2 separate regions of the Homo sapiens genome follow, and region 2 is linked to region 1. A link is a contact called in ENCODE Hi-C or POLR2A ChIA-PET data. All regions are on one chromosome and are shown on one strand. The core of a region is the stretch at or near the end of the contact, and the rest is flanking DNA. Distances in the headings are between cores, read along the strand shown. Region 1 holds the start of BRK1 (BRICK1 subunit of SCAR/WAVE actin nucleating complex). Region 2 holds the start of EMC3 (ER membrane protein complex subunit 3).

What was found. A loop is a pair of places that touch in the nucleus more often than their neighbours do. ChIA-PET counts read pairs that join two places held with the same protein, here RNA polymerase II (POLR2A). Pooled maps may share reads with other maps.
Region 2: a loop to region 1 is called in a map of B cell, with 15 times the contacts of the local background. The contact joins the promoter of EMC3 here to the promoter of BRK1 in region 1. A Hi-C loop is called at or near these places in 10 of 168 maps with a recorded cell type or tissue (B cell, CD4-positive, alpha-beta T cell, CD4-positive, alpha-beta memory T cell and 6 more), 4 of 37 single-sample maps with no recorded cell type and 19 of 50 pooled maps. POLR2A ChIA-PET finds 5 or more read pairs at or near these places in 12 of 52 experiments (A549, AG04450, CD4-positive, alpha-beta T cell and 9 more).

The regions. Positions count from the first base shown.
Region 1 is chr3:10,112,331-10,117,694 of GRCh38, forward strand. It overlaps BRK1 (BRICK1 subunit of SCAR/WAVE actin nucleating complex), which reads left to right and starts at 3,345. Exons shown (of 3, transcript NM_018462.5): 1 at 3,345-3,489. The coding sequence starts at 3,372. RefSeq lists enhancers at 3,153-3,442, 3,893-3,942.
Region 2 is chr3:9,982,983-9,988,107 of GRCh38, forward strand. It overlaps EMC3 (ER membrane protein complex subunit 3), which reads right to left and starts at 3,859. Exons shown (of 8, transcript NM_001394674.1): 1 at 3,525-3,859. The coding sequence starts at 3,679. EMC3-AS1 (EMC3 antisense RNA 1) reads left to right here and starts at 3,911. Exons shown (of 3, transcript NR_103821.1): 1 at 3,911-4,282. RefSeq lists enhancers at 3,677-4,324, 3,789-3,948, 4,209-4,428.

The DNA.
Region 1 (5,364 bases), core at 2,095-4,594:
ATTTTATTTTTTTGAGACAGAGTTTTACCGTTGTCACCCAGGCTGTAGTGCAATGGTGCGATCTCGGCTCACTGCACCCTCCGCCTCCCAGGTTCAAGCAATTCTCCTGCCTCAGCCTCCCTAGTAGCTGGGATTACAGGCGCCTGCCACTACCCTCAGCTAATTTTTTTTTTTTTTTTGTATTTTTAGTAGAGACAGGGTTTCACCAAGTTGGCCAGGCTGGTCTCAAACTCCTGACCTCAGATGATCCACCTGCCTCGGCCTCCCAAAGTGCTGGGATTACAGGGATTACAGCCACCATGCCCGGCTGATGCAATACCTTTAAAGGAAAAGCAGGTCTATCTGACTTTGTGATATCTAAGCAAAATGCCACTTCAACAGCATCACTTAGGATACAGGGCCTTGAGCAGCAGATAGCCTACTGCATGCTTAGGCTTCCCTAATTCTCTATATCTATTATTTATTTTAGAAATCATTTATATGTAGGCTGGGCGTGGTGGCTCATGCCTGTAATCCCAGCACTTTGGGAGGCCGACGAAGGTGGATCACCTGAGGTCGGGAGTTCAAGACTAGCCTGACCAACATGGAGAAACCCCATCTCTAATAAAAATACAAAAAAAAAATTAGCCAGGCGTGCTGGCACATGCCTGTAATCCCAGCTACTCGTGAGGCTGAGGCAGGAGAATCGCCTGAACCCGGGAGGCGGAGGTTGCGGTGAGCCAAGATGGCGCCATTGCACTCCAGCCTGGGCAACAAGAGCGAAACTCCGTCTGGAAAAAAAAAATCATTTACATGTATTCATAGGAGAGCTCAGACAGACTTTAACCTGTTTTCAGAGCGGTATAGTGAAGAGATAATGAAGTCTGGAATCAGCTGGTTAGGGTCTACCTTTTAATCGGCTTTGTTACCTTGAACATCAGATTTCTGATTTTTTATTTTCAAATGAGAAACTTCTTCCTGGCTTCCTTCCACAGGGTTTGTGAGGGTCCAGTAAGGTAATAGCTATAAAAGCATCTTTATAGGTTATAAAATTCTCTACTGGGGTAAATAACTGTTAGTAATGGTTTCTTCCCAGTTAATGCTAATACTGGTAGTAATCTGACTCTTCAGCCACTTTTTTTTTTTTTTTTTTTGAGACAGGGTCTCACTCTGTCACCCAGGCTTGAGTGCAAGAGTGCAATCACTGCTCACTACAGCCTTGACCTCCCTCGGCTCAGGTGATCCTCCCACTTCAGCCTCCCAAGTAGCTGGGATTACAGGCACATGCCACCATGCCTAATTTTTCTATTTTTTGCAGAGACAGGGTTTCACTGTGTTGGCCAGGCTGGTCTCGAACTCCTGGCCCCAAGCAATACGCCCGCCTTAGGCTCCCAAAGTGCTGGGATTAACAGATGTGAGCCACACACCCAGCCACTGAGCCACATTTTTTCTTTTTAATAAAAAGCATTTACTGGCCGGGCACAGTGGCTCACACCTGTAATCCCAACACTTTGGGAGGCTGAGGCAGGTAGATCATCTGAGGTCAGGAGTTTGAGACCAGCCTGACCAACATGGTGAAACCCCATCTCTGGTAAAAAAAAAAAAAAATTAGCTGTGTGTGGTGGTGTGCGCCTGTAGTCCCAGCTACCTGAGAAGCTGAGGCAGAATTGCTTGAACCCGGGAGGCAGAGGTTGCAGTGAGCCGAGATCGAGCCACTGCACTCCAGCCAGAGCAACAGAACAAGACTGTCTCAAAAAAAAGAGCATTTACTGCATGCCAGATTGTAAGTATTCCCTGAAATGAGAATAAAGTTGTTCATATTCCACTACCTTAGCAAAGCAGATAGTGACTTTTTTTGTAGATCCTTCTTGTCCTCAAACATACATTTTTCCATAGTTGCAATTAAAGAAAAATGTGGGCCAGGCAGGGTGGCTCATGTCTGTAATCCCAGCACTTTGGGAGGCCGAGGTGGGCAGATCACTTGAGGTCAGGAGTTGGAGACCAGCCTGACCAACATGCTGAAACCCCGTCTCTACTAAAAAATACAAAAAATAGCCAGGTGTGGTAGCGGGCACCTGTAATCCCAGCTACTTGGGAGGCTGAGGCAGGAGAATCACTTGAACCCGGGAGGCAGAGGTCACAGTGAGCCAAGATCGTGCCATTGCACTCCAGTCTGGGCATTAACAGAGAAACTCTGTCTTAAAAAAAAAAAGTAAGAAAAGGAAGGAAGGAAGGGAGGGAGGGAGGGTATTTTGTTTTTCCCCTCAATTTATTGTATGTGTTTTCATGTTGCTTGTGTTCATAATTAGCATTTAAATGACTGCATAATAGGCCGGGCATGGTGGCTCATGCGTATAATCCCAGCACTTTGGGAGGCCGAGGTGGGTAGATCACCTGTCAGTTCGAGACCAGCCTGGCCAACATGGTGAAACCCCGTGTCTACAAAAAATACACAAATTAGCCAGGCGTGGTGACGTGAGCCTGTAGTCCCAACTACACCAGAGGCTGAGGCTGGAGGATAGCTTGAGCCCAGGAGTTCAAGCCCAGGAGTTCGAGGCTGCAGTGAGCCATGATCATGCCATTGCATTCCAGCCTGGGCGACAGTAAGACCTTGTCTCAGGCTGGGCGAGGTGGCTCACACCTGTAATCCCAGCACTTTGGGAGGCCGAGGCGGGCGGATTGCCTGAAGTCAGGAGTTCGAGACCAGTCTGGCCAACATGGTGAAACACCATCTCAACTAAAAATACAAAAAAATTAGCCGGGCGTGGTGGTGTGCGCCTGTAATTCCAGCTACTCGGGAGGTTGAGGCAGGAGAATAGCTTGAACCTGGGAGGCGGAGGTTGCAGTGAGCCGAGATCACACCACTGCACTCCAGCCTGGGCGACAGAGCAAGACTCCGTCTCAAAAAAACAAAAAACAAGAAAAAACCTTGTCTCAAAAAACAACACAAAAACACAAATTTCCTTCTGAAAGGGACTGTTCCAGTTTGCAGTGTGCCCAGCTATTTATGACCATATTATTTTTTAGACTCCGTCTAAAAAAAAAAAAGACTTGTATTTAATGTGATTTAATCGACTGTGCCCATCTCACTGCGGACACTGAGTGCGCAACCTGAGCCTGGAGCAGTTGAGGGAGACGGCAAGACCCCACGCGCCGTGTAACGACCATAACGCGCGTGCACTACAACCTCGCCGCCGGCGTCCAGGCTTCTGTGTTCTATAGCGTGGGAGTAGAGAGCAAACGCCGGCGAGGACGTGACGTTGCACAGGCCTATCATAGTGCCCGAGAATTCGTGGGTGCTCAAGAGGATGGGTGTGGCCTGGCAGCGCAGGCGCACTAGAGGCCTGTAGGGTCGGGGCGCCTGCGCAGTCGCTCTTCCTCAGGCGGCGGCCATGGCGGGACAGGAGGATCCGGTGCAGCGGGAGATTCACCAGGACTGGGCTAACCGGGAGTACATTGAGATAATCACCAGCAGCATCAAGAAAATCGCAGACTTTCTCAACTCGTTCGGTCAGCGGGCCAGCAAGGGGAGGCGGGGAGGAGGGAGGCCGCTGAGGTGGTTGGGCTGGGGCGCCGGGGAGATGCTTTGAGAGGACTCCCGCAGCCTTCGGCTGTTGCGGGTTTTCACTTCCTCCTTCAGGTCCCACCTTCTCCCTCCCGCCCTGACCCTCAGGCTCCCGTAGACAGTCTCTGTAGGGTTATCCTGCCCTACGCTGAGCTCATGGCTTCCTGCCATCCCTCTGGATCCATTCTACAAGTCCTTCTCCTAGACGCGTCAGGCAGCCCCATCCTCGCTCCGTGGTTCTTCTCCTAAGTGGTCTCCCTGCCTCCTTTGTACTCTGCATCCATTCCGGTCCCCACTTTGCACTCAAAGTGAGCATCCGGGACCGTGTCACTCCTCTGTTTCAAGACTGTTGACCGTTCCCCATCTTCAGGATCTGGTCGATACCCTCTAGCGTCGTGCCTTTTAGTTGGACCCGTTGTCAACCACTCCCGTCTTGTCCATTCCTTCCTGTTTCCTGTGTCTGCTGCGGTGAGAGTGGTGGGAGATGAGGTCAGAGGGATGCCAGGATCTTGTAGGACCTTGGAAGTCCTCTCTGTATTGCTAGTATATATAGCTTATGGTAGGTGTTCTGTCTGCTTCTAGCCCATTCCTCAGAGCTAACACAGGTCGGGTGCCTTCAGCAGAAAGATATCTTTACCAGAATCTTTCCTAGGCATGGCCTGCTTGTGACAGCCTTAAATTCTTCCTTATGAACAGCAAGCAAAGCAATCGAGATTCCTACCCCTTCTTCTCCAAGTGTTTAACAGAACTTGGCACTGGTTAGACTTTCTTGTGTAATTACAGGATATAGGGACTAGTGTACTTTGGAAAGATTTTTAAATGAATGATTCTCTAACTAAAGGACTGATGGCCTTAGGAGTACAAAGGTGACAGAGCAAGAGATTGTCAGAAAGCATCAGCGAGAGATGCTAGAGCTCCATATGAGGCCCTCTCTTAAGGCATAGTGGGAGACACAGAATAAGAACCACTTCCTACATTCAAAGAAGTTCTAATCTTGAAGATGAAATAATGACAACTTCAGGACAAAGAAGAGCATCATTTTTGTATTAAAGTATTTTCATACAGGGTGTTTAGGACTATAATCGTGGCTGAGTTCAATGGCTTATGTCTGTAATCCCAGCACTTTGGGAGGCCAAGGTGGGAGGATTGCTTGAGCCCAGGAGTTCAAGACCAGCCTGAGCAACATGACCAGATCCTATCTCTACAAAACAACGACAACAAAAAAATTAGTTGGGCATGGTCATGCACACCTGTTGTCCCAGCTACTCGGGAGGCTGAGACAGGAGGATCACTTGAGCCCTGAAGGCAGTGAGCCATGTTCATGCCACTGCACTCCAGCCTAGGCGACTGACTGAAAATTGAAAAGCCTAAGCTTAGGATTTGCAAAGGAGAAATGTCCCTTTTCTTGCTTTATAGGCAAGGAGATATCAGCTTGGATATTTTTATGTCTAATTTGTAAGAGTCACATTTTATGATCAGATAGAGAGTAAAGACTTTATTTGGGCTTTTCAACAAATTCTTTTTTTTTTTTTTTTTTTTGAGACAGGGTCTCACTCTAGCCCAGGCTGGAGTGCAGTGGCGTGATCTCAGCTCACTGCAACCTCTTCCTCCTGGATTCAAATGATTCTCATGCCCCCGCCTCCTGAGTAGCTAGGATTACAGGTGTGCACCACCACACCTGGCTGATTTTTGTGCTTTTAAAAATAGAGGCAGGTTTTGGCCATCTTGCCCAGGCTGGTCTCAAACTCCTGAGCTCAAGTGATCCACCCGCTTCGGCCTCCCAAAGTGCTGGGATTACAGGCCTGAGCCACTGTGCCCTG
Region 2 (5,125 bases), core at 2,609-5,108, 130 kb before region 1:
ATGATGACCTGATGAGACTGAGCCACTCCATGTCAGAGCTGGTATAATCCAACTACCTCACTTAAGGGATGCAGCAATTATGAGCAGAGACATTTTCTCTAGAGCAGTGGTTGGTTCTTCATGGGGGTGTTACTGCCCTGTAGGGGGCGTAATGGTAATCTGTGGAATTTTTTTTTTTTTTTTGAGACAGAGCCTCCTTCTGTGGCCCAGGCTGAAGTGCAGTGCAGCCATCTCGGCTCTCTGTAACCTCTACTCCTTAGGTTCATGTGATTCTCCTGCCTCAGGCTCCCTAGTAGCTGGGATTACAGGCACATGCCACCGTGTCTGGTTAATTTTTGTATTTTTAGCAGAGATGGGGTTTCACCATGTTGGCCAGGCTGGTCTTGAACCCCTGACTTTAAGAGATCTGCCCACCTCAGCCTCCCTAAGTGCTGGGATTACAAGCATGTGCTACTGTGTCCGGCTGTTACATTCCTTCTTAAGGAAGCGTTCTTGGCTGGGTGCAATGGCTCACACCCTGTCTCTACTAAAATACAAAAATTAGCCAGGCATGCTGGCGCATGCCGCTAATCGCAGCCACTCGAGAGGTTGAGGCAGGAGAATCACTTCAGCTGGGGAGGCAGAGGTTGCAGTGAGCCAAGATTGCGCCACTGCACTCCAGCCTGGGCAAGAGTGAGACTCTGGTCTCCAAAAAAAAAAAGGTTCTTGTAAACAGACTACACTAACTGTGAATTTCATTTTGTGGTTACAAAAGAGAGCTTTGGATCTGATATAATTCAGAACCATTGCTCTAATAGTGAACCATGGGCAGAAAATCATGGCAGAGAATCTACGACAGCAGGAATCATGGTTGAAGAGGGTTTAACCTGGGAGTGAGACTGATCTGAGTTCAAGTACAGGCACAATATTTCCCTACTTTGGGAAGACTACTTAACTTTTCCAGGCTCCCTGGAATTGTAAAAATGGGTTAAGGAGTATCTGCTTCAGTGCTAATGTAAGGCTAAAATAAGAAATTTTACAGGTGCCAGAAAATGCTAAATGTCTGAGCTTTCCCCACTTCGCACTTTTCTACAGCCCTTCTTTCTGTGGTAAATACACTTTTTTTTTTTTTTTTAAATGAGATGGAGTCTCGCTCTGTCGCCAGGCTGGAGTGCAGTGGCATGATCTCGGCTCACCGCAACCTCTGCCTCCCGGATTCAAGCGATTCTCCTGCCTCAGCCTCCCGAGTAGCTGGGACTACAGGCACGTGCCATCACGCCCAGCTAATTTTTGTATTTTTAGTAGAGATGGGGTTTCACCATGTTGGCCAGGATGGTCTCAATCTCTTGACCTCATGATCTGCCTGCCTCGGCCTCTCAAAGTGTTGGGATTACAGGCGTAAGCCACCACACCCGGCCAGTAAGTTGACTTCTTTTCTGTTTTTTTGAGACAGAGTCTTGCTCTGTCACCCAGGTTGAAGTGCAGTGGCGCGATCTTGGCTCACTGCAAGCTCCGCCTCCTGGGTTCAAGCAATTCCACTGCCTCAGCCTCCCGAGTAGCTGGGACTACAGGCGCCCAGCATACCACGCTCAGCTAATTTTTTGTATTTTTAGTAGAGACGGGGTTTCACCATGTTAGCCAGGATGGTCTCGATCTCCTGACCTCGTGATCCGTCCGCCTCGGCCTCCCAAAGTGCTGGGAGTACAGGCATGAGCCACCATGCCCGGCCAGTAAGCTGACTTCTTAAGGTTCGCTCCAGGGTGGGGTGCTGGCTCTGGTCAGTTCTGAAACTAATGCTACAGAAAGATAAAGTGATCGCTGTAGTATAGTGGAAAAAGCCCAATACCCAGAAGGCTTGGTGTGAAGTCCTAAATGTCACCCTGTGTGACGCTGTAACGCACCTGGCACTCTTCTCAACGAACGGGTGGGATGGAACTTGTTAAAGCCTCTGTTTCTATAAAATGAGACAATATGTACCTCATAGAGTTGCTTTGAAGTTTTAAATAAGTTAATGAATGTAAGTACTTCACATAGTACCTGATATAGAGTAAATGGTTATTATTCTTCTTGGCATAATTGGGAAGAACTAACTGAAAATGTTACAGTAGTGCTTCCTAAACTTCAGTCACTCTCATGCCATGTTAGAATTTTTGTCCAACGCTTGTATCATTACATATTTAATACTTTTTATATATCAACTTTTTTCCCATCTATATGATTTTAAAGGAATCTTTAAATTACCAGCAAATGGAAATCCAGTATTGTCACAAAAAAGAAAGTAACTTAAGTACAGTAGAAACAAAACAACATTATTAAATTTTAACTAGACACTGTTACCTGTGAAAAGTTCTTAGCCTGAGGCTTACTCTCTTTATTAAAACGAGAAATTAATGTGAGAGAGAGGTGCTAAAGATATAGTAGCACTTACCTGAGATGATTTCTGAAAGTAATCAGAACTGACTGAAAATTGCTTGTTTTTCTAAGAGACAAGGTCTCGTTATGTTGCCCAGGCTGGTCTCCCACAATCCTCCTGCCTCAGCATCCCAAGTTGCTGGGAGAAAACTATTACTTTAATATGAGGGGCTACATGTCTAGATAACCACCTATAATCATCTCAAATTCCTTTATCTGTATATAAATATTGCAACGAGGGGCTGGTTGCCATGGCTCACACCTGTAATCCCAGCACTTTGGGAGGCCAAGGCAGGTGGATCACCTGAGGTCGAGTTCGAGAACAGCCTGGCCAAGATGGTGAAACCCTGTCTCTACTAAAAATACAAAAATTAGTCAGGTGTGGTGGTGCGGGCCTGTAATCCCAGCTACTCGGGGGGCTGAGGCAAGAGAATCGCTTGAACCCGGGAGGCGTAGACTGCAGTGAGCTGAGATGACGCCACCGCACTCCAGCCTGGGCAACGAGAGCGAAACTCCGTCTCAAAAATAAGCAAATAAATAGATAAATAAATAAATACTGCAATGAAATATGTGAGGAAGTTGCCTCCACTCTAGTGGGGGGAAATAATTACAATTCCTTACATCTCTAATGGCAGTTTTACAGACTGCAAAGCGCTTTGGTACTTGGCATCTCAGCTGACAGTCCCACCAGGCCCGACGCCTGGAACAGTAATTTGGTAGAATGCAGATTATCACACTCACTTGACTGGATGTTACAAAGACTAAACGCTGTAACGCACCTGGCACTCTTCTCAACGGAAGGGTGGGATGGAATAGTTCATAGGTAAACCCACCGAGGGTCGGCGACTAACCTAAAGGATTAACAGTACTGTTTTTTTCAACACTCAATACGTCCTAGATCCTGTGCTAAGGGACTTACAGACATCACCTAATTTGATTCCTACCTGTCTATGAAGCAGGTACTGTTATCATCCCCATTTCACAGAGGACAAAAGTGAAACACAGAGGTAACGGGTAAGGTCACCCTGTCAGAGGGGGCGCGACGTGAACCTAGGCAAATTGACACAACTCCTGCACTTTTTTGCCCAAGGTCACGGCGGTGTGAGGTAGGCTGGAGAAGGGAGGGCGCTGACCTGTCAGATACTTGTTCCTGGGTGAGCTTCTTGTCGCTCTGCAGCAGGATGGACACGTAGTGGCGGATCATGCCTACGAAGAAAGTGATGATAACGATGGGTAGGACCACCCAGAGGCGGATGTTGGAGTCGAGCAACAGTTCTGGCCCTGCCATCTTCACTGAAAGCTGGTTCCCAGTCTGGAATGGGCGAGCTTCTCTTCTCCGGGGCACAGTTGCTTCTCTTCGGCTTCGCCTCCGGGCCTTCTCAAGCCCCTTTGCCCGTGTACCCCAGAACTCTCCTGCGACTGTGAGCCGAGCTTACTGCCTTCAGCTGGGCTGCCTGGTCTTCCACTTCCGGCGCGAACGTTGACGTCACGTCGTGGCGCACCTCAGTGGCGTCAGAGCGGCGTCGGGCCTGGCGGGAAAGTGGAAAACTATCGGCGGTGGCCCAGGCTCGGTGGCTCACTCCTGGAATCCCAGCACTTTGGGAGGCCAAGGTGGGGGGATCACGAGGTCAGGGGATCGAGACCATCCTGGCTAACAGGTGAAACCCTGTCTCTACTAAAAATACAAAAAAATTAGCCAGGCGTGGTGGAGGCGCCTGTAGTCGCAGCTACTCGGGAGGCTGAGGCAGGAGAATGGCGTGAACCCAGGAGGCGGAGCCTGCAGTGAGCCGAGATTGCTGCACTGCACTCCAGCCTGGGCGACAGAGGAAGACTCCGTCTCAAAAAAAAAAAAAAAAAAAGAAAGAAAACTACAGGCGGGGACGGCTTCTCGGTGAGTAAATGGAGCAGTGGTCGTAGTCTCTCGAGGCCCCGCTCCCCTGCGACCTAATCTCTTAAGTCCGGGCCGCGGTCGGCGTTCTTCTCTGGGGCTCCGCGCCCCAAGCCTCGGCTTCCTCATCTGCCCTGAGATGGGATAGTCCCCACAGGTACCTTTCTGCGTCGTTAAAATGAGGAAATGAGAAAGGCTTTTACCCTCACCCCCTTCCCGATGAACTAGTCCAGGCAGTCGGCCTCATCTCACGTCTGTTGGGCTTCTCGGGAAGCCAAATGGTATCGCACGTGTTAAAGGCGGGTGTCTGGAAGCCGAAAGTCCTGACTAACTGAGAATGTTGACTAATCCGGATAGCATTGAGAAGAGGAAATGGAGCTATTCAACAGATTCATTGATCTATATAAGCTGCTATAAGTTACATTTACTCTTTCTGTGTAGTACCTCACAGAATTCTGAAATTTTGGATATGACATTCTACGACATTGCATTTAGCTATTCTCACAACTCTATTTTTCAAAATGTCCAACGTTTAAAATTTTTTCTTCCTCAGTCTTTCAGGAGATTGTCATGGTTGAGAGACTGGACTGTACCTACCCACTATGAATGAGCAGAACACCATAGCTAATATTAACTTTCTGCAGGTAATCTCTGAGCTTCGGGAGAAGTTGGATCCTGCAGCATTGTGTTTTGCCATCACTGTTGCAGGCTTTCCAAGTAAAGTTAAAAAGTAAAGGACAAGCAAGGTAAAGAGCTCATGGATAATTGCCACCCTTTTCCTCACATAGGATGTCACAGTTCTCTGACATCCCACAGTCAGAGTTGGAGCTTAATACTTACAACTAC